Regions from separate parts of the Homo sapiens genome. Here regions 1 and 2 are each linked to region 3. Evidence: chromatin loops called from intact Hi-C (ENCODE). Cell type or tissue: endothelial cell of umbilical vein. All regions are shown on one strand. Region 1 overlaps NF1 (neurofibromin 1). Region 2 overlaps NF1 (neurofibromin 1). Region 3 overlaps NF1 (neurofibromin 1).

Region 1 (8,000 bases), 120 kb before region 3:
TATCAGGCTGAGCCCTGTCTTTGTTCATATAATCCAAATGATTGTAGAGTAAGATGTAAAGAAAACTAAGTAGGTAGTTTTCTTAAAAGGGTGTAATTTAGAATACAGTGTTCATCTGGTTTCATCTTTCATGCCTTATCTAAACTTTACATATAATAAAAGCTTTATGGCTGGGCACAGTGGCTCATACCTGTAATCCGGGCACTTTGGGAGACCAAGGTGGGAGTATCTCTTGAGCCCAAGAGTTAAAGACCAGCTTGGGCAACATAGCGAGTCGTCTCTACAAATAATTTTTTTTTTTTTTTAATTAGCCAGGCGTGGTGGTGTACTCCTGTAGTCCCAGCTACTCGGGAGGCTGAGGCAGGAGGATTGCTTGAGCCCAGGTGGTTGAGGCTGCAGTGAGCTGTGATTGTATCACTGTACTCCACCATGAGTGACAGAGTAAGACCCTGTCTCACAAAAAAAAAAAAAAAAAAAGAAAACGAAAAAGCTTTACATATAAGTTTCTAAGCTGTACATATAAATTATCTAAGCTTTAAATATAGATTTTTAAAATTCAAATCAAAATTTAAATTTATAGACATATACTTTTGTTGTGTCCATTGAAGATTTTATTTTTGATTATATTAAGTAAATTTGCCTAGCTATGATCAAATTGATTGGATTATAAAGACGTTTCTAATGCTTCAGCCTTCTAATTCTCAGCATATGTGAGTTTAACATAATGTACACCATCATTGTTGAAATTAATTTGCTGCTTCTAACACTCTTGTTCAGTGTTATACTAATGCCATTTTGTAGTGTATCACATAATTAAAATTCAGGCTTTCTGTGTTTCTCTAGAGCATGTTTTCTAGCCTTTCTAACACTGCTTTATTTATTAAGATTATGTCTAAAATTGTTTCTTGAAATGTTTTTTTTTCTACTAGAGTTATTTTCAAAAAATTTTTTTTTAATTTCTGGGTAACACCAAGTTTTGGAATGTATTTCTCAGCACAGGTAATACGAGCTCCTCATGGAAACAAGGGGAATCTAATTGGTAATTCGAGATATTTTAGAGTACATTCCAAAGTATGAAGACAGTATACTCATAAATTTAAAATGTTGTTTTATGGAGTTGTGTGCTTTAACAAAACCTAATGATATTTAAGAGCAAGCTGACTTTCTTTTTGGGTGTATATGTCATGGATTGGAATATGTAAAATATAGAGAGAAGATCTGGCTTCTAGTATATAGCTGTGTAGTCACATTACAAATAACTGTTTATTATTCTCAAATATATAGTGTATAATGAGGTTTACTTTGAAAGTTAACTGTCTGCCTAACTCAGGGAGAATGCAGTAACTAAGCATATATGGGTAGTAATGCTCTTGCTGAAGTGTAGTTTATGACTACATGCATTCGCGTTATGTAGTCAGCTTTTACCAAGGGAAGAAAGGGTACATTTGGCTGATAACTGGTCTCAACACACAGACTGGCCCAAGTTTGACCTTTTATGCAGAATGTCTTTTGGATCCAAATTAGATTTTTATGGATTAAAAAAAACACTAGAGCATGTATGTATTATGAGGTAAAATTACATTGATGTCAATTAGTGGTGAATGAAAAAAAAACAGTCCTTTTATAAGTTGACTTACGAAACTTGTTATGTAGCATTTTTATTGGTTTTTAAAATCAGTTTTTAGTTCCAAAATTATATTGATTCTGCCATCAGTGATACATATATTTATATGATACATGAGACAGTATGTGTTCCTGAGGTGTCGATATTTTGGGTTTTGACATGAATTATTTTTAAAGATGTGGAAGATGGTAAAAGTGTAGTACTTTTCATAAAGTTTACAATATGCTTTTGGGAAATCACTCAGTTTTTCATTAAATTCTGAGGCTGAGTACCATTAAATCAGGTGTAAATATGAGTCACATTTTAAAACTTCTTTGTCCTAGAGAAAACCGGTAAATAGCTACTTTCAAAGAAGTATTTTGTCTAATTGATGATAACCATTACAAATTTCCTTGTTCCTTCTCCACTCCCAGTGCTTCATTTTACTAGCATAAAAAATAAAACAGTATTTTGAAAGCTCTCCATGTGTTTCACAGCAGGTTAACATTTTATAAACTAACTGGTTCTTTGAAAATTAAACTATGGGTTTTAGTTTTGTAAAAACTTTTAGAATTTTAATGAGTTAAACGTATGAGATGCTAATTCTTTTAAAATAATCTATTTTAAAATAATTATAAAGCAGTTTTTAATCCTTTTCCCTCCTGCTAACTCACTCCTTAAAGGCTTTAAAATGTTATAGGTTTCTTTTGTCTGCCTTTATTTATTTATTTATTTATTTATTTTGAGACAGTCTCTCTGTCACCCAGATTGGAGTGCAGTGGCACGATGGCTCACTGCAACCTCCACCTCCTGGGTTTAAGCGATTCTCCTGCCTTAGCCTTCCAAGTAGCTGGGATTACAGGTGTGGCTCCACCATGTCCAGCTAATTTTTGTATTTTTAGTAGAGATGGGGTTTTGCCATGTTGGCCAGGCTGGTTTCGAACTCCTAGCCTCAAGTGATCTGCCCGCCTCGGCCTCCCAGAGTGCTGGGATTACAGGCATGAGCCACCACGCCCAGCCAGAGAATTGTCTAAGATTAAAATTTGGGAGTTTTAGAAAACCACTCAGTAGCAATGATGGTCTATGAATATTCTAAAATTATGTGAAGAATTTTGTGTGTGTGAATGCATACATTCATTTTTCTAACCTTTATCAGATTTCAAAGAGGTTCCTCGTCCCCAGAAGGTTCAACACCGTACTGGAATAGTCAAAGCACTGGAATTTTTTCTTAATTTTACATCTTTCTATAGTTTTAGCTAAAACTTCTGTATCTAATTCTAAATGTATATATTTGAGCTAAAAATAAATGGTATTTAGGTTTTAAAGCCATTCTAATAAAGCAGCTATATTTAGTCACCTTCACCAGTTTCCCCTTATTTAAGGGTTAAGGTTGTTCTTCATGCAATAAACACTGTAACATAAAGAAAGCTTCCTGAACTATGTGTAGTGTAACTGAAGATGGAACTATATTAGTTACAACTGACCTCTTTTTATCACCTCTTACAAATATTTTCTCTAAAATCTAGTTTTTACTAACTTCCTGTTAGAGATTATAGAAAGCTATTTTGAGGTTATAAGCAGTGATAACACATTTAAAATGTGGACTGCATGAAGCACTACATTGAACAAGATGAAGTGAAATAATCCCCATTTTTTCCAGAGTTAATCTGGAGTCAGCCTGTCATAATTTGTGTCATAATTTCCTGTCATAAATTATGACAGGAAATATTTATTGAAGCATTGTGAAAAAAATAGCTACGTGATATTCCGCATGTAAATCTGGGTCCCCTCCCACCAATATCCTTTGAAATGAAGGTTTATCCTTGACATCACAGAATATTGAGTGGAATGCTACAGTTTTGTAGTCACTGCTACTTTAAACAGCAGTTTAGCCGCACTAAGCAAGAATAGCTGTAGAGATTAAAATGTTACATTAAGTGTTCTTTAAAAATGAACATATATAGTATATATAAAAATGTAAACTGCAAAATATAATTTTCATCTATGACATGATTTAAAGCAGGGGACTCTGGAAAGGGATGGGAGCTGAACCAGTTTTATAGCACTCTTCCCGAGCTAAGGTACCTTTTTATCTTAATGTAGAATGTTTTATAAAGGGAAAATCATCCATTTTAAATATTGGGTTCACATTGCTTTTCAGGCTGGACAACCATTTCTTGAGTTCTTAAATTATTTTTATTTGACAGAATTATAAATTGAGGTAGACATAGGGGTTCTCTCTTCTGGTGAGATCCTTTTTTCTTTTAGGTCCCCAAGAATTCCCATCCCTCCATGGTTTAAATAATAGGTAGGTTCTTGTATTATAAAGGAAGCTGTGAAGAAAAGGCACTGGCAGTAACATTACTTGTAAGTAAGTTTTTTTTTTTCTCAGTAAGAATCTAATATTTTATTTTGTATATGGCAAGCATTTTTTTCTTAAATTCAATTGTAACTGGTACACAACAAAATGTAAATATGTACTATCAGGTATAGGATGTTTTGGGGGTGTGCTGTTGAAAATTTAGTTTCACGTTATAAAGTTGACCACACTTTCATGTCTGTTAATCTTAGTAAATTATGATCATCTTTGTGTGAAAAATTTGGTCTGCTTTCATTACTCATCAAACATGCAGTATAAGTGATGATACAGTGAAGATCTTTTTTCAGGTTTCTTCTACCCATCTCATCCATGAGGTTTTTCTTTCCTCTGAGATACCTTAATTGTACTTTAATATGATATAAGACTAGAATTGAGAGGAAACTTTATTTTCTCATGTTTTGGGAGAAGAAAAAAATAGAAATATGTCATTCATGAGGACTGATTGATTCAGAGTTTTTATGCAAAGTTTGACCTTTGAACTCTTTGTTTTCATGTCTTTATATTAATTCAAACCTTATACTCAATTCTCAACTCCTTGTTTTTAGGTGGTTAGCCAGCGTTTCCCTCAGAACAGCATCGGTGCAGTAGGAAGTGCCATGTTCCTCAGATTTATCAATCCTGCCATTGTCTCACCGTATGAAGCAGGGATTTTAGATAAAAAGCCACCACCTAGAATCGAAAGGGGCTTGAAGTTAATGTCAAAGGTGAATTATTTTGATAATCTAGCTATCTTAAATTCCCCTTCCAACTAAATTTTCAGCTTTTCTTACAGTACTTCCTCTTACATTTATATTTGAAATACCCTATGGTTTTCAGTTATGTGCTTTTGTTTTATTTGTTTATATTACAAAGGAATTCATTAGTTAGGTACCTGATGGACCTTATTTTCATGATAAAACATTTTATTATAGCAGATGTCTTGTGTTATGAAGATCATTTTTTGCGTAATCATTCTAGACATTCTGAAACAGACTAGAATGTAGACTATAGGATTTTTTATTTTAAAAGTCATTAAACATTTTTAATATGTATTTTTACATGTAAATATAATAATTATATTTGGGAAGGTTAGAAACACTACCTAAAATAATTTATAGAATGAGGAATGTTTGATTTTTAAGTACTAGCAGAAATTATATCAATGAGAAAATTCATGTTTTTAAAGAATGTCTTAATGTATAGACTTCATACAATAAATAATCTGATTATTTATAACCCTGTTTTATTGTGTAGATACTTCAGAGTATTGCCAATCATGTTCTCTTCACAAAAGAAGAACATATGCGGCCTTTCAATGATTTTGTGAAAAGCAACTTTGATGCAGCACGCAGGTAATTTTCTTGCCACTTACTCAGTTGCTCTGTTTGAATCAAATATTTTCGGTTTCACATAAATCCATGTACCTGTTTTACATGAAGTTCCTGTGTAAGTTTTTTTCTTTTCCTGCTCTAGGTCAAGACATAGCTTGTCTTATTTTATTTTACTATAAAAGACAGTCATGAAATAAATTAATATTTTTTATAATTTGGTAGTGATTTTCATATTTGAAAACCAAGAGGGATTTTTGACATGTCTAATTAAATAAAGGATTTGAGGATGGTACAATATGTGGACAAGGAAGAAGTAGGATTCTTTTTATTTAAAACTAAAACCAAATTGGTATCAATAATACATAACAATGTTTAATAAGGTTTTTTTGATGTTAGAGTATTTGTGATACTTAAATTTGGAAGTGTATCTAAACTAAAATGTTATTCTTTAAACCAAGTCAAACAAACACATAAGATTTTGTTTATGAGGAACTGAACTTTATGATTTTAGAAAACTTTTCTGCTAGATTTCTATAACTAGTTATTTCACTTTATTTCTCTGAGTTATTGGTCTATCTGTAAAGTAGGGATAAACTCTTTGCCTGAGTTGTTTTTAGAGAAAAAAATGAGATAATTCATAAGAAAGCGCTTTGTAAATTTATGTCTGGAATTCTGCTTTTCATGCAGTGTGAATCTAATTGATCCTCATCATCTAAGCTAGCCTTGTACAACTCTCTCTTCCAGTTTATCATCATTGTAGTTGTTACTGACTTTTTTTCTGTTAGAGAAATTGGAGTTGAAAAGGTATATTGCTGAATGACAAGCCATGTTGGAAAGAGAGTGAATGTCAGCATAGGATTCATATTCTGGCACTCTGTGTACCCATACAAAGTTAAAAGGATCAAAGTTTTAATCCTGGCTCTGACCTAGCAGGCTATATATCTTTGGGGAGGTCTTTCGTCTGGACCTTCATTTCCTTATCTGTAAAATACTAGCCTCTTTCCAAAGTTTCATCCATCTTAATTTTGTTGTTGTTTAACTTCAGAGCCTACTTTGAAGCTGAAGCCGGGTATCAGAAATGGAAAGCCAACTTTCTCCTTGTCCTTTTTGCTTTGTCTAATGTCAAGTCACATTGTGTGAACAAGCCCTCCATATTTGTAATCTTAGTTACTTCACAAAGTTACTTCTTATAAATTTAATTCAAACATAAGTCTGGGTGTATCTGGTGTTGAAAATTCTAATGACTTTGCATTTTTGAAGGTTTTTCCTTGATATAGCATCTGATTGTCCTACAAGTGATGCAGTAAATCATAGTCTTTCCTTCATAAGTGACGGCAATGTGCTTGCTTTACATCGTCTACTCTGGAACAATCAGGAGAAAATTGGGCAGTATCTTTCCAGCAACAGGTAAGATTTCCCAGTCATGGGGATAGTGAACACTCTCCGTTTAAATTTAGATTAATACAATTATTGGTCATGAATAGTGCTTTTTACTTTGCATCTTCTTGGACTAAGAATTATGGTTTAGAAAGAGAAAGATTCTTTTTTTCAAAAAAATACAAACAAAAGGTTAAGTCATATTAAATAATCAACAAACCTACCTAGGTTCCAGTGGTCATTATTATTATTTTTTTGTCAGGTTAAGAAATCACAGATTTGCTCTTTGGGTTTTTATGGCTTGCAGATTGTTATAGATCCAAAGAAGTTCAGATTAGCGTTGGCATTTGACTCTGAAGAACAGCCAATTCGTAGGAATTCAGTAATTAAAATATTGTCAGTGTTTTAATTCTATGATAAACTCATTCGTGATACTCTTAAGTATATGCAAATAAAGCTTTATATAGAAAATACCGGCCTGGCACAGTGGATTACACCTATAATCTCAGCACTTTGGGTGGCTGAGGCAGGCAGATCACCTGAGGTCAGGAGTTCGAGATCAGGCTGGCCAACATGGTGAAACCCTGTCTCTACGAAAAATACAAAAATTAGCTGGGCATGGTGGCAGGGGCCTGTAATCCCAGCTACTCGGGAGGCTGAGCCAGGAAAATCGCTTGAACCCAGGAGGCAGAGGTTGCAGTGATCCAAGATCGCACAATTGTACTCCAGCCTGGGCCACAAGAGCTAAACTCCATCTCAGAAATTAAAAAAAAAAAAAAAATACTTAAAAATCAAAATTATTAATTTGGGCATTGTTTCATTAGCTCTTATTAGTCTCTTGTGTAACATAAATTACTTGCTGTCCCATCTAGTTATATAAACTTGTAAAGGGACCAAATTCCTATGTATGAAGAGTTCCTTACAAAGGAAGAATGAGTCCAAATTATTTTTAAATGCCAATAAAAATGATTAGCACATTCACGGGAAAAGTAGTGGACTGTGAAGCTAAGGGTAAGCAATTGGGAGATGGGAGTTTAAATGACAGGGCATTTTAATCTTTTATGAATTATTAATGGATTGAAGTAGACATGGTCCTGAGGTCTTTTTGGTGCTGTTTACAAATCAGCTGACAGTAAAAGGAAAAGCAACCAGTTACAAGTTAAAGAAATGTGTAGTGCTAAATGTGAACTGCTAATTTTTTTTCTAAGTAGTTTGCTGTATCTAGGGATCATAAAGCTGTTGGAAGACGACCTTTTGATAAGATGGCAACACTTCTTGCATACCTGGGTCCTCCAGAGCACAAACCTGTGGCAGATACACACTGGTCCAG
Region 2 (8,000 bases), 130 kb before region 3:
TTGTGTCTCTGCCTAGTATATATTCAGTATTCGCTGAGTTCCCCGACTGTATGAGAAGAGAGTAGAACTCTTCTGATCATCAATCTTATTTCTGCTCTGTGCAAATGCTTGTACAAATCAAACTAAATTCTTTGCTGTCATCTTCTGTTTCTGCTCTCTTTCATTTTGTGATGTAATTTGAGCTGAATCTTGGAGATTTTGTCTCCTAGTAAAGCGTAGGCCTCTCTTAATAGCTTTTACCGGTTAATCCTTGGAATTAACAGCTATCATAGACATTGTATATAGTCATCTATCATAAACAATGTACACTGTTAAATCTCAGGATAAATATTAATCAGTCATCATTTGCCTTAATTTAGCAAGTGGTTGTCAACTTTGGGTTTACATTTTTGCTACTCTTTAGCTTCCTACCTAAGAATAAAAATGGGATTGTTTGCACTAACCTGATTTTGTTTTGTTCTCAGGATGAACTAGCTCGAGTTCTGGTTACTCTGTTTGATTCTCGGCATTTACTCTACCAACTGCTCTGGAACATGTTTTCTAAAGAAGTAGAATTGGCAGACTCCATGCAGACTCTCTTCCGAGGCAACAGCTTGGCCAGTAAAATAATGACATTCTGTTTCAAGGTTTGTATCATTCATTTTGTGTGTATGTGTGTGCTGAGGTATGTCAAGTAATGATTATGTACAGAATGTGCAGGGCTGATTGTCTTCTTTTAAGGTAAAATATATGGAGCAGGTATAATAAACTCCTATTCGTGCATTTCTGTAGGTATATGGTGCTACCTATCTACAAAAACTCCTGGATCCTTTATTACGAATTGTGATCACATCCTCTGATTGGCAACATGTTAGCTTTGAAGTGGATCCTACCAGGTTTGTCATCTTTTCACATAGAACCGCTGTTTTTTGTTTTTTTTTTTTTGTTTGTTTGTTTTACTAACACTGCATGAAGCAAGGCACCTTCTCCCCTTGATCATTAAAATTAGTTTTTAATTATAAAAGTTATATACAAATACACGTTTCTTTAATGATATCTGTAATTTTTTTTTAAGGTATCCTTTTATTTGCCTTAGATCCAGGGACAAACTAGAGAAAGGTGTCTTTGACTTCCACCTCCAGAGACTGTTACTAGTTAAGTCTGTTCCCCTGTCCTTTTTCCATGCATTTACATATTCATATGCAGTCACTTGCATGCATACTCTTTTTCTAACTCACTTCTTCTATGATGAGGAGTGACTTAGGAGAAGGGAAAGAGGCTAATAGGTAATGCAGGCTGCAGTTTATTTATTTGTCATTTTTTTAAAAATTTGAGACAGAGTCTCACTCTGCCATTCAGGCTGGGGTGCACTGGCGCAGTCTCGGCTCACTGCAACCTCTGCCTCCCAGGTTCGTGTGATTCTCCTGCCTCAGCCTCCTGAGTAGCTGGGATTACAGGTGTGCGCCACCACGCCCAGGTAATTTTTTTTTTTTTTTTGTATTTTTAATAGAGATGGTGTTTCACCATCTTGGCCAGGCTGGTCTCAAACTCCTGACCTCAGGTGATCCGCCTGCCCTGGCCTCCAAAAATACTGGGATTACAGGTGTGAGCCACCATGCCCAGCCCAGAGTGCAGTTTAAACCACCATTTCTGTGAAGCTTTCTCTGCTTGTTACCAGGTACTACCCACGAACAAAGAAATATGCTTTGTTCTGTGCTGTGCACCACCATTGTAACAATTGTGACGATTTATGAGTTTCTCTCTCCTCTAGACTGTTTGCTCTTTTACATTTTTACATCTTTATATCCTTCCATGAATATTTAGCATGGTGTCTGCCTTATAGTGAACATTTTATAAATATTTGTTAAGTGAATGAATTTTAACGGAATATCTTATGCTTGCTTTTTCTAAGCCACATGTTAAGATGTTCTTGTCTGTCTTTCAGTTAGGACTTTATTTTTTACTTTTAAGTTCAGAGCTTCTTGATGATTGTTCTTCCTAAATAATCATTATTTAGCAACTGTGTATCAGTTGATATTTTTGGCTCTGCATTTGCTGAAGTATCAACTGTAATATCTATTCAGAACTCCAGCACTAAGCCAATTTTTGTTAAAATAGTTAAAAACTTAAAAGCAATTTTTATATTTTTATTTACTTCTTATTTTTTGAAATGGGGTCTCACTCTGTCACCCAGGCTGGAGTGCGGTGGCACCATCTCGGCTCACTGCAACCTTCCTGTGCAGGACTCAAGCGATTCTCCCATCTCAGCCTCCCAAGTAGCTGGGATTACAGGCATGCACCACCATGCAAAATACAAAATTTTTGTATTTTGGTAGAGACGAGGTTTTGCCTTGTTGCCCAGGCTGGTCTCAAACTCCTAGACTAAAGAGATCCACATGCTGTGGCCTCCCAAAGTGCTGGGATTACAGATGTGAGCCACCACGCCTGGCCAAAGCAATGTTTTGTAAAGCCTTGTATTTTCTTGCCATTAAGCACTTTCAGTTTTTTTCTTGACAACTTCTCATGTCTACTTTTTTTTTTTTTTTTTGCAATTTTCAAGTGTACATAATACATTATTACGGATTTTATGTTAATTTTGTGCCCTACAATTTTACTGAATCTTATTATTAAGCAATTTTACTTTCTAAAGGTTAAAGAATTACTTAGAGAGTGAACCAGCTGCTTCAAATAAGTTTACTATACAAAGTGCTGTGGTCCAGATAAGAGAACTAGATGGCAAACAATATACTCAGGTTGCTTAAAATCAAACTGAGGCCCACTCTGACATGTCAAGAGCTTGAAAGTCAACACTCCTGTGTTCACAACATGAAAAAAGCTAAAAAACTGAAAATCAGCAGCTCTTAGATCCATCAGAGAATTTAAGTCCACTCCAAAAACTGGAGAGACAGGTAAATGTATACAGAGAATCACAGTTTACCAGGAGAAGAAGCTGCTGGAGCCAGTAACTGGTAGGAAAGCTTAGATCATAATTGACGAGTTGCTGGAGGCTGAGCATGGAGTGCCTAGAGAGTTAAAACTCCTAGGGGCCTAGTCTTGCAGGGACCCCTGCACCTTTGTAAGTTTTACCTCCAGAAGCCTCATCAGGCTCTCATGGTGAAGATAGGAGAAAAATCCCTTTATGCTTTGGGCAGGGGAAGGGGAAAAGTAGCCATTTTTAAATATGACCACAGTGTTCTGTTATCCCTAGCAAAGGTTTGCCCTCAGGAGAAATTACTTTACCAGAGCTTTATTTGACTTAGAAGTTAGCCACCTCCAGCCCCCTCTAGCGTTTCTGTAAGAAGAGAGAAAAGGCTAAGAAACTCTTTGAGTCTGGCCTGGTGGCTCACATCTGTAATCCCAGCACTTTGGGAGGCTGAGGTGGGCAGATCACGAAGTCAGGAGATCGAGACCATACTGTCTAACATGGTGAAACCCTGTCTTTACTAAAAATACAAAAAATTAGCTGGGTGTGGTGGCACGTGCCTGTAGTCCCAGCTACCAGGAGGCTGAGGCAGGAGAATCGCTTGAACCCAGGAGGTGGAGGTTGCAGTGAGCTGAGATTTGCACCACTGCACTCCAGCCTGGGCGACAGAGCGAGACTCTGTCTAAAAAAAAAAAAAAAAGAAACTCTTTGAAGGTCACACTTTAAGGAATTTGGCCCAATAAAACAATGGAGATATAATCAGATTGTAGAGTACTTCCCTTCCCCAGTATCCCAGTTAACGGGGAAACCCAGGGACAACAAAAGAGACAGAAATAAGAGCACTAGAGGAAATGGGCGCCTACAGTTACAGCGAACATTAAACATAACCTAACTTCTAGGCAGATTAACAGAATGCCTCACACTAAAGTCCAATTTACCTCAGTTCCTATGACCCAATACATCTTGTCTGGCTTTCAACAAAACATTACAATGCATGCTAACAAAAAATGAAAAATTAGTCTGAGGAGACAAAGCAAGCATCAGAATCAGACTCAGATGTGGCAAGATGTATTGGAACTTTGAAATTGTCAAACTGAGAGTTTAAAATAACTAATATGCTAAGGGCTTTCATGGAAAATGGACAGTGTGTAAGAACAGATGGGTAATGTAAGCAGAGACATGGAAATTAAGAAAGAATCAAAAGAGAAGGCTAGAGAAAAAAGCTGTAACAGGGAGAATTCCTTTAGTGGGCTTATCAGTAGTCTGGGCACCACTGAAGAAAGAATTGGTGAATTTGTAGTTATATCAAGAGAAACTTCCCAAACTGAAATGCAAAGACAAACAGAAGAATAAATGAAAATGAAAATACATCAAAATTTGTGGGGTTTAATAAAAGCAGTTGCTTAGCAGTGTTAAATGTATGTTAGAAAAGAAAATCTAAAATGAATTATCTGAGCTCTCACCTTAGAAAACTAGACAAAGAGCAATACCTAAAGCAAGATGGGGGGAGGAATCAGAAATCAATGAAATTAAAAATAGGAAAAAAATAATGAAACGCAAAGCTAGATCTTTTTATTTTTTAATTTTTATTTTTTTGTGGGTACATAGTAGGTGTTTATATTTATGGGGTACATGAAATATTTTGATACAGACATGGAATGTGTAGTAATCACTTCAGGGTAAATGGGGTGTCCATCACCTCAAGCATTGATCCTTTCTTTTTTCTTTTTTGAGACAGAGTTTCACTCTTGTCGCCCAGGCTGGAATGCAGTGGTGCTATCTTGGCTCACTGCAACCTCCGCCTCCCATGTTCAAGCAATTCTCCTTGCCTCAGCCTCCCGAGTAGCTGGGATTACAGGTGCCCACCACCATGCCTGGCTAATTTTTGTATTTTTAGTAGAGACAGGGTTTCACAATATTGGCCAGGCTAGTCTTGACCTCCTGACTTCAGGCGAGCCGCCTGTCTTGGCCTCCCAAAGTGCTGTGATTACAGGCGTCAGCCACCGTGCCCGGCCTATCGTTTCTTTATGTTACATACAATCCAATTATACTCTTTTAGTGATTTTTAAATGTACAATAAGTTCTTGTTGACTGTAGTCACCTTGTGCTATCAGATAACCAGATCTCATTTATATTCTTTTGTACACATTAACCATCCCCGGTCTCCCCTTCCCCACCCCCCACTACACTTCCCAGCCTCTGGGTAACTATCATTCTACTCTCTATCTCCATGAGTTCAATTGTTTTAATTTTTTTAGCTTCCACAAATAAGAGAGCGCACGATGTTGTATTTCTTTGCCTGGCTTATTTCACTTAACATCATAACCTTCAGTTCCATCCGTGTTGTTGCAAATGACAGGAATCTCATGTTTTGTGTCTGAATAGTACTCCGTTGTGTATATGTACCACAGTTTCTTTATCCATTCTTCTGTGGACAGACACTTAGGTTGCTTCCAAATGTAGGCTATTGTGAATAGTGCTGCAACAAACATGGGAGTGCCGATATGTCTTCAATATACTGATTTCCTTTTGTTTCAGTATATACCTAGTAGTGAGATTTCTGGATCATATAGTAGTTTTATTTTTAGTTTTTTGAGGAACCTCCAAATGGTCCTCCATAGTATTATACTAATTTACATTCCTGCCAATAGTGTATGAGGGTTCCCTTTTCTCACTTTTCTCCTTGTCACCATTTGTTATTGCCCGTCTTTTGGATAAAAGCAACTTTAGGGTGATGTGATATCTCATTGTAGTTTTGATTTGCATTTCTCTGATAATCAGTGATGTTGAGCACCTTTTCATGTACCTGTTTGCCATGTGTATTTTGTTTGTGTGTTTGTTTGTTTTGAGACACAGTCTTGCTCTGTCACACAGGTTGGAGTGTAGTGGCGTGATCTTGGCTCACTGCAACCTCTGCCTCCTGGGTTCAAGTGATTCTCCTGCCACAGCCTCCTGAGTAGCTGGGATTACAGGTGCCTGCCACGATGCCCAGCTGATTTTTGTATTTTTAGTAGAGACAGGGTTTCACCACGTTGGTCAGGCTGGTCCCAAACTCCTGACCTCAAGCAATCCACCCGCCTCGGTCTCCCAAAGTGCTGAGATTACAGGCATGAGCTACCATGCCCAGCCATGGAATATCTTTTTTCTTTGCTTTATTTTCAGTCTGTGTTTTTCCTTATAGATGATGTCTGTTTCTTGTAGGCAACAGATTGTTGGGTCATGGGTTATTTTTGTTTGTTTTTAATCCATTCAATCACTCTTACGTCTTTTGATTGGAGAATTTAGTCCATTTACATTCAGTGTTATTATTGACGAGGACTTACTCCTGCTATTTTGTTATTTGTTTTCTGGTGGTTTTGTGGTCTTCTCTTCCTCCTTTTCTTCCTTCCTGCCTTCCCTTTAGTAAAAGTGATTTTCACAGATGATATGTGTTAATTTCTTGCTTTTTATTTTTTGTGCATCTGTTGTATGTTTTTGATTTGAGGTTACCATGAGGCTTGCCAATAATATTTTATGAGCCATTCTTTTAAGCTGATGACAAGTTAACACTGATGGCATAAAGCAGCAAACAAAGAAGCAAAAAGAAAACTAATAAAAACTCTACACTTTAACTTTATCCCCCTACTTTTTAACTTTTTGTTGTTTTTATGTATACCTTATTATACTGTCTGTATCTTGAAAAGCTGTAGTTATTTGTAAAAGGTTCATCTTTTAGTCTTCTCAAGATAGTAGTTCATACCACAATTACAGTGTTATAATATTTTGTGTATTTACTGTTACCAGTGAATTTTGTACCTTCAGATTTCTTATTGCTTGTTAATGTCCTTTTCCTTTTGATTGAAGAACTCCCTTTAGCATTTCTTCTAGGACAGGTCTGGCATTGATAAAATCCCTCAGCTTTTGTTTGTCTAGGAAAGTCTTTATTTCTCCATATATGAAGGATATTTTCACTGGATACTGTTCTAAGGTAAAAGTTTTTTTTTTTTCTTTATCACTTGAAATATGTCATGCCACTCTCTCCTGGCCTCTAAGGTTTCCACTGAGAAGTCTGGGGCCAGACATATTGGAGCTCCATTGTATGTTATTTGTTTCTTTCCTCTTGCTGCTTTTAGGATCCTTTCTTTATCCTTGACCTTTGGGAGTCTGATTATTAAATACCTTGAGTTAATCTTCTTTGGTTTAAATCTGTTTGGTGTTCTGTAACCTTCCTGGACTTGAATATTGATAAATATCTTTCCCTAGGTTTCATAAGTTCTCTTTTTTTTTTTTTTTTTTTTTTTTTTTGAGATGGAGGTTCACTCTTGTCGCCCAGGCTGCAGTGCAATGGTGCAACCTCTGCTCACTGCACCCTCCGCCTCTACCTCCTCTTTAAGGCCAGTAACTCTTAAATTTGCTCTTTTGAGGCTGTTTTCTAGATCTTGTAAGCATGCTTCATTCTTTATTCTTGTCTCCTCTGTGTATTTTCATATAGGCTGCCTTCAAGCTTGCTAATTCTTCTGCTTCATCAATTTTGCTTTTAAGAGACTCTTGATGCATATTTCAGTATGTCAGCTGCATTTTTCGTCTCCAGAATTTCTCTCTGGTTCTTTGTAATTGTTTCAATCTCTTCGTTAAATTTATCTGATAGGATTCCGAATTCCTTCTCCACATTATCATGGATTTCCTTGAGCTTCCTCAAAACAGCTATTTTGACTCCTCGGTCTGAGAGGTCACATATCGCTGTCTCTCCAGGATTGATCACTGGTGCCTTCTTTAATTCCTTCGGTGGGTCATGTTTTTCTGGATGGTCTTGATGCTTATGGATGTTCATTAGTGCCTGGGCATTGAAGAGTTAGGTATTTTTGTAGTCTTTGTAGTCTGGGCTTGTTTGTACCCACCCTTCTGGGGAAGGCTTTCCAAGTATTTGAAGGCACTTGGGTGTTGTTATCTTAAGTCTTTGGTCACTGCAGCTATATCTGCTTTAGGGGACACTCCAAGCCCAATAACGCTGTGGCTCTTGTACACTCATAGCGGTACCACCTTGGTGGTCTTGCATAAGATCCTGGAGAATTCCCTGGGTTATCAAACAGACTCTTGTTCTCTTCTTCTCTTCCCTTAC
Region 3 (8,000 bases):
AGAACTAGATACTATGATCATTCTGTTTCATACTACCTTGGCTTTTTCAAGATATATTTTGGTGTAAACGTAATGCATTTTAATTGTTTTTTTTTAATGACTTTCCAAGATTTTTGTTAGTTTCTCCTTTGATCCTTACAGTAAAACATCTTTGCTGTGAAGTTGAACTTAGGAATCACAGTCACACCACATTTACCTATGTGTGATTTATACAGTTGGGTCACTAAGTAGGAAGAAAACATACATTCCAAAAACAAGAATTTAGATGAAAAATGAATTTGAGAAAAGAAGTAGAATATCAACTTTTGACATAGTGTTGAAGCTTTTGGTTATGAGGGATGGGGCTGACAAGTCACTCGTACTTTTACATTTTTAATTAATGTGCTCATTAGGAAAAAAATTGGAAAATTCAGAAAAATAAAAGGAAAAAGTTACCCACAATCCTATCATTCTAAGATAGATAACCACTGTTTATTAACATTTTGGTGCATTTCCTTCCAGTTTCTTTTTTTTATATACTTGAGGTCATAGTATGTGAACAACTTTATAGCTTGTTTTGTACCCTCAACATTTAACAGGAGATAAATAAGGCCTTTAAAATTATTTGAGGTTTGACGGTTATTTGCTTCACAAAACAGAAAGTGGAATGTTCTTAGCACTTTTTTGAAGATACCTTCACCCTAGTGACTTCATCTACATTACTACAATTTATGTAATTGTAATTCTCAGGAATAACACTGTGCCCAAACAGAAGCATTGCCACCCATGTCATGACTGTTTTCCCCTCAGAGTAGGCCATGGTCTAGTAGTAGCAAGACACACAAGAACGAGCCCCAGGGTAGCAGATTGCTGGCAGAGAGTCACAGGGCCTTCCTAGTGGTCATCCATGCTTCATGCCCCTCCTGCATGCGGGCCAGCTCCAAGTTGTTTCAAACCTTTGTCTTTTTAAGGTCCTAGTTTTGCCTGAATCTTATTTTCTATTAAAGAAACAACTCAGAATTACTGGACTTGAAACTTGTAGGCCAAATGCAAATTTGAGGAAATGGAAGGTCAAATACGCTGACAAATTCATAATTTTAAGTGGAGGATGCCAAAGGGAAAAAAAAAAGTTCTATCTTTTCAACTAAAAATATTATACCACTCTCTGGAGATCAGGGATTGCATGCTTTGGGGCTCTGAATTACAGGTATCTAGCTATCACATTTTAAAATGGAAGTGTTCAGTTCATTCAGTATTAATTGAAAATAATTTTTCAATGTATTGAAAAAATAACTAGATTTTACAGGAAAACAAAAATGAATAATAATGATCTTTACCCTTCTCAGTGCCTTTACTCAGTAGAGGAAGATGGATGTACAAGTTGTAGAATCATAGGCAAGTTAATTTAAAAGCAAGGAAGGAGAAAGTAGTTCTGGCAAGAGACAGAATAATGCATCATGAAGGAAAAGGATATGAGAAAAAAAAATATGGGTTGAATTTTATCTTGTAGAGATACGCAAGACAATTAAAAGAGCCTACACAAACATACATCCCAAAGAAGCTCAAGGCACATTCCAGAGATCATGAGCAGCTTTCTTTCAGTTTTGTTATTTCTTTTGTAAATAGCTCTGGAGAGGATGCAAATAAATATACAGAAGAGAATTTAAATAGACCAGAATTCTGTTACCCAGAGAAAAGTTCCATGAATGTTTCTAGTCATCTTTCTATGCATATGATTAGATTAGATTAGATTAGAACATGACTAGCCTTAAAAAATTTAATAAGGGTTTTAAAAAAGATTTGAATAGAACAGATTTTCAGTGGTGGTTCAGCTATGCTCACCTCCTGGAGAAATGTCGCTGATGTTTTTCCTTGCACTCATATGCCTGATGCAGTGCACATGTTCATAAACAGTCACTGACAAATGCCCATGTTCCTTTGACAGCAGTTCAGATTTTCAAGACAGCAAATCTCTGTTGAGCACGTGTAAACCAGGCCACGTGCTTACAGATGCCTGATACTCTTGAGTCGAATTCAGAGCTGAATCCAAATGAAAGATGAGTGGCTCCTAGAGGGAGGTCATCCCAAGTTCATTTCCTGTTCATGAGCCAACAAATAACTAACTGGGTAGATCTATGTACATTTTCTGTAACATAATGAATACTTCTTGACTTGAAATATTACTTTTTGTCCAAAAATGGAAATTTTTCTATTCTAAGATTTAAAATTTCAATATATAAAGAAGAATAAAGTACAAATTAGCTGAAATCTTGCCATACAGAGGTAAAATATATTTTTTAGTCCTTTGGCTTCTGACAGAGATAAAATATTTTGGCAGATGTTTACCCAGCCCTACGCCCTCTCCCCACAGTGTGTGGGTGTTTTTTTCCTACTCCAAAAATTGTGGTCATCTTTTTGTATCAGTAAATATCAATCAGTAATGTACATTTTGATACAAATTACTAAAACGTTCTGCAGCTGTTTGCTTTCCCGCCAAAATTTATGCCAGCAGTAAGTATAATCAGTCTAATTTTGGGGGTAAATTTTATTGATGTTTAACAGAAAAGTTCACAAATTGCAAGTTTTCAGCTTAGTGAACTTTTAAAATGTAAACACACTTGAAAATCCATCATCTACATCAAGAAACAGAACATTACCAGCATCCCAAGAAGCCATCCTCATGCCCCCTTAAGTCACTACTTCCGCAAGGGTGACCACAGTCCTGTTACCCAATTTGTAATCTTTCCTAATGTGATAGATAAAAATAAAAATCTTATTTTAGTTTCTGGTTACTTTTCTGAAGTTACTGCTTAGATTATTTATAATATTAATTGGGGTGGGGTGCAGTGGCTCATGCTTGTAATCCCAGAACTTTGAGAGGCCAAGATGGAAGGATTGCTTGAGACCAGGAGTTCAAGACCAGCCTTGGCAACATAGTGAGACTCTATCTCTAGACAGAATTTTAAAATTAGCTGGGCATGGTGGCATGCACCTGTAGTCCTAGCTGTTTGGGAGGCTGAGGCGAGAGGATAGCTTGAGCCTGGAAGTTCAAGGTTATAGTGAGCTATGATCACACCACTGCACTGCAGCCTGTGCAACAGGGCAAGACCCTGTCTCTAAATAAATAATCAATCATTGTTAGGCCCAGGTTTTGGAGGTTTAATCTCCTCCTCAAGAGAAATAAATGGCATCTGTTTAAGGTTGCAGAATGTGAAATGACTTGGCATAGCTGAAAAGAAGCAAAGATTCTACAGTATGACCTTTGTGATATATTATTTTCTCAGTAAATAGTTTCTTTGGGATAGGCACTGTGATTAAAAAAATAAAAGCATCTTGAGTTTTCTTTGAAGTGACAAATTTGCTGGAAAGATCAGTACTTTCTGCTGCTGGAGAGTATATTCTGTTTATAAACATGAATGAGGATGTGAATAAGGCTAGAAGATGACCTCTGCTGGAAGTTTCTGGTATGATTTGGAGGAAGGAGCACTAGTCTTCCCTGGTGGCTGCTAGCCTTTCATTTAGTTCAAGCCTGCCAGCCTCTAGCTTTTCCTTGCAACTTGTCTTTTCATTTTTCTTGTGCTATTTTCTGCTATGATAGCAAACTTTGCATAACAAAATGTGAAGTTTTCCATGTGACATTAACTTAGTAAACATTTTAGCAATTGACTATTAAAATGAAATGTGCATAAACAATTTGCCAGGTTGTATCTTATCACAAATATAGTCATGTGCTGCATAACAACATTGCAGTCAACAACAGAACACATATAGACAGTGGTCCCGAAAGATTATAATACTGTATTTTTACTGTACCTTTTCTGTGTTAGATATACAAATAGTTAGCATTGTGTTACAACTACATAAAGTACACAATATGGTAACCTGCTGTACAGGTTTGTTGCCTGGGAGAAACAGGCTATACCATATAGCCTTGGTGTGTAGTAGGCTATGCTATCTAAGTTCATGTAAGTACACTCCACAATATTTGCACAGACAAAATCGCCTAATGATTGTTTCCTAGAATGTGTCCCCGTTGTTAAGCGACACATGACTGCAATGAAATTCAGTCCTGGAAGGAAAAGAAGAAGTAACTGGCTGTTCTCTTTTTCTCCAGGAATCGACAAGGAGAACGTTGAACTCTCCCCTACCACTGGCCACTGTAACAGTGGACGAACTCGCCACGGATCCGCAAGCCAAGTGCAGAAGCAAAGAAGCGCTGGCAGTTTCAAACGTAATAGCATTAAGAAGATCGTGTGAAGCTTGCTTGCTTTCTTTTTTAAAATCAACTTAACATGGGCTCTTCACTAGTGACCCCTTCCCTGTCCTTGCCCTTTCCCCCCATGTTGTAATGCTGCACTTCCTGTTTTATAATGAACCCATCCGGTTTGCCATGTTGCCAGATGATCAACTCTTCGAAGCCTTGCCTAAATTTAATGCTGCCTTTTCTTTAACTTTTTTTCTTCTACTTTTGGCGTGTATCTGGTATATGTAAGTGTTCAGAACAACTGCAAAGAAAGTGGGAGGTCAGGAAACTTTTAACTGAGAAATCTCAATTGTAAGAGAGGATGAATTCTTGAATACTGCTACTACTGGCCAGTGATGAAAGCCATTTGCACAGAGCTCTGCCTTCTGTGGTTTTCCCTTCTTCATCCTACAGAGTAAAGTGTTAGTCCTATTTATACATTTTTCAAGATACAAGTTTATGAGAGAAATAGTATTATAACCCCAGTATGTTTAATCTTTTAGCTGTGGACTTTTTTTTTAACCGTACAAAACTGAAAGAACCATAGAGGTCAAGCCTCAGTGACTTGACACCATAAAGCCACAGACAAGGTACTTGGGGGGGAGGGCAGGGAAATTTCATATTTTATAGTGGATTCTTAAGAAATACTAACACTTGAGTATTAGCAATAATTACAGGAAAATAAGTGCGACCACATATATCTTAACATTACTGAATTAAAACTATGGCTTCTAAGTCCTTATCCAAACTCAGTCATCCAAACTAGTTTATTTTTTTCTCCAGTTGATTATCTTTTAATTTTTAATTTTGCTAAAGGTGGTTTTTTTGTGTTTTGTTTTTTGTAAACCAAAACTATACTAAGTATAGTAATTATATATATATATATATTTTTTCCCCTCCCCCTCTTCTTTCCTAACTAATTCTGAGCAGGGTAATCAGTGAACAAAGTGTTGAAAATTGTTCCCAGAAGGTAATTTTCATAGATGTTTGCATTAGCTCCATAGCAAAATGGAATGGTACGTGACATTTAGGGTAGCTGATATTTTTATTTTGTTAAATAATTTCCAAGAATAGAGTATGGTGTATATTATAAATTTCTTTGATAAGATGTATTTTGAATGTCTTTTAATCTTCCTCCTCCTCTCCAAAAAAATCAGAAACCTCTTTAAGAAAACATGTAGGTTATATATGCTAGAATTGCATTTAATCACTGTGAAAAGACTGGTCAGCCTGCATTAGTATGACAGTAGGGGGGCTGTTAGAATTGCTGCTATACTGGTGGTATGGATTATCATGGCATTGGAATTTTCATAGTAATGCAGATCCAATTTCTTTGTGGTACCTGCAGTTTACAAAATAATTTGACTTCAGTGAGCATATTGGTATCTGGATGTTCCAATTTAGAACTAAACCATATTTATTACAAAAAGATATTAATCCCTCTACTCCCAGGTTCCCTTTATATGTTAAGATATAATGGCTTTGAGGGGGGAAAAAATAAACCTAGGGGAGAGGGGAGTTTCCTGTAGTGCTGTTTCATTAGAGGATTTCAGTAAATTAAATTCCACAGCTAATTCAATAAATAATGGTACATTTAAGTGTTCTGATTTTAATAATATATTTCACATTTATCCACACAGTAACAATGTAATATGTTAATGTAAATAAAATTGGTTTTGATACTCAGAAATAACAAGAATTTAATTTTTTAAATTTGTTTACAGTCCTGGGAAAAGTAAGAATTATTTGCCAAAATAAGAGGAAAGAAAACCTTAGTATTATTAATGAGTTTACCATAGAATTGTTGGAAATACTGAAGACAGGTGCAATTTACTAAACTTTTGTTTTTAAACTATTGTAGAGGCTGCATTAGAAGAAAATGTTTATAATGACAGAGCAACTATGACTATATAAAAAAGCTGAAATTAGAACTGTGTTTAGAAATAGATCAGTAACCCAGTGCCAAGGATGCCAAGCTGCCACCATGGTCTTGGCTCTCCCACAACCCAGTGTTTCTGGGGTAAGTTTCACAGTTTCTAGGCCCTGGAATAGCAGGCAGTGTAAGCCTTTGATAACTTTAGTTCGATGTTTTTCTTGTTTTTGTTTGTTGGTTTGGTGCATATGATAGTGGGTGTTATGCTATTTTGCTCTTCCCATCAAAATAAAGAAACTTCCAGAGGTTTACTGTTAAAAATACTGATATTTCCATAAACGGGTTTACCAAGGGTGTAGTATTTCATACCGCCTGAAATGATCAGCATTGGCACAAATCAAAATTCAGCCGCCTTTGAAATGCAAAAATACCTTTGACTAGTAAGTACATCCTAGGAGTTTGAAAACTTAACTAAGGTTTAAAATTTACCTTGTTTAAAGAACTTCTGACTTTTGAGGAAAATCTAGCTTTCCAAGTAACTAAAATGTACATGAGATAAACCTCTCACCACTATGTGTCCCTTGAGAAATGCAACACTTTTTTAGTCTTCATACTTGTAATCTATAAAAGAAATTCTGAAGTTTAGACCAAGTTGCCCATTTCTGCGTAATTGACATAAGTTCTGTTAAAAATATTATAAGTAATTCGTTTCGGTTTGTAGATGTTTCCCCTGACTTGTTAAAGAGGAAACCAGGAACTCAGTCATGTTTTTGTCCTGGATAATCTACCTGTTATGCCAGTACTCCCATCCGAGGGGCATGCCCTTAGTTGCCCAGATGGAGATGCAGTTCAGTAGATTTGGGGCAAAGTGGCTACAGCTCTGTCTTCCATTCACTCAACACCTGTTCATGACTGAGCCAGGTGCCCAGGACACATCCTAAACAGTCAGCTTCTATCCTGTGTCCTAGTTGGGGAGACAGAGTGCCAGCCAGCAACCCTCCCAGGTTTGTAGGTTTTAGGGGTTTTCAGTTTTGTTTGGGTTTTTTGTTTTTTGTTTTTGTTTCTACATCCTTCCCCGACTCCCAGGCATAATGAGGCATGTCTTACTCAATGTTATGCAATGGATTTAGGCAAAAATTCATTCTTAGTGTCAGCCACACAATTTTTTTTAATGCAGTATATTCACCTGTAAATAGTTTGTGTAAAATTTGACAAAAAAAGTATATTTACTATACTGTAAATATATGTGATGATATATTGTATTATTTTGCTTTTTTGTAAAGCAGTTAGTTGCTGCACATGGATAACAACAAAAATTTGATTATTCTCGTGTTAGTATTGTTAACTTCTTTTTGCGACTGCGTTACATCATTTAAAGAAAATGCTGTGTATTGTAAACTTAAATTGTATATGATAACTTACTGTCCTTTCCATCCGGGCCTAAACTTTGGCAGTTCCTTTGTCTACAACCTTGTTAATACTGTAAACAGTTGTACGCCAGCAGGAAAAATACTGCCCAACAGACAAAATCGATCATTGTAGGGGAAAATCATAGAAATCCATTTCAGATCTTTATTGTTCCTCACCCCATTTTCCTCCTTGTGTATGTACTTCCCCCACCCCCCTTTTTTTAAGTAAAATGTAAATTCAATCTGCTCTAAGATATGAGGAGTTATTTAATTTCTTCAGATGTATCGAGCTCTGTTTTCTTCCCCCCGAGTCCTCCCAATCTTTTGAAACATTAAGGCCATTTTCCTTAAGGATGTTTTTGGCTCTCCTACTCCCCGTGAGAAAGATCTTTCCATTTCCAGAACTTCTCCACACTAAAAGTGAAATATTTTTGTGAAATGCTTTTTTAGGGCCTGCCAAACTCAGGTGAGTCTGTTCTCTGGGATAAGCTGGCTT

The links. Peaks named below come from ENCODE experiments on the same cell type or tissue, not always from the same donor. Only the 100,000 strongest peaks of a DNase experiment are listed, where the experiment ranks them.
Region 1: a loop joins it to region 3, with 7 times the contacts of the local background. A loop is called at or near these places in 17 of 110 quality-filtered maps.
Region 2: a loop joins it to region 3, with 4 times the contacts of the local background. A loop is called at or near these places in 8 of 110 quality-filtered maps.

The regions. Positions count from the first base shown.
Region 1 is chr17:31,253,816-31,261,815 of GRCh38, forward strand. It overlaps NF1 (neurofibromin 1), which reads left to right. Exons shown (of 58, transcript NM_001042492.3): 32 at 4,529-4,687; 33 at 5,217-5,314; 34 at 6,554-6,700; 35 at 7,896-8,000. Among named protein-coding and RNA genes, the nearest start is that of OMG, 39 kb to the right of the region's middle. In endothelial cell of umbilical vein, no CTCF peak of the experiment used is centred here; a DNase peak (open chromatin) is centred at 3,296; H3K27ac peaks cover 452 bases.
Region 2 is chr17:31,235,147-31,243,146 of GRCh38, forward strand. It overlaps NF1 (neurofibromin 1), which reads left to right. Exons shown (of 58, transcript NM_001042492.3): 28 at 465-626; 29 at 772-875. Among named protein-coding and RNA genes, the nearest start is that of OMG, 58 kb to the right of the region's middle. In endothelial cell of umbilical vein, no CTCF peak of the experiment used is centred here; a DNase peak (open chromatin) is centred at 3,785.
Region 3 is chr17:31,369,920-31,377,919 of GRCh38, forward strand. NF1 (neurofibromin 1) reads left to right here. Exons shown (of 58, transcript NM_001042492.3): 58 at 4,094-7,756. The coding sequence ends at 4,236. Among named protein-coding and RNA genes, the nearest start is that of RAB11FIP4, 18 kb to the right of the region's middle. RefSeq lists a silencer at 1,792-2,086. In endothelial cell of umbilical vein, a CTCF peak has its summit at 3,440; DNase peaks (open chromatin) are centred at 2,012 and 3,432.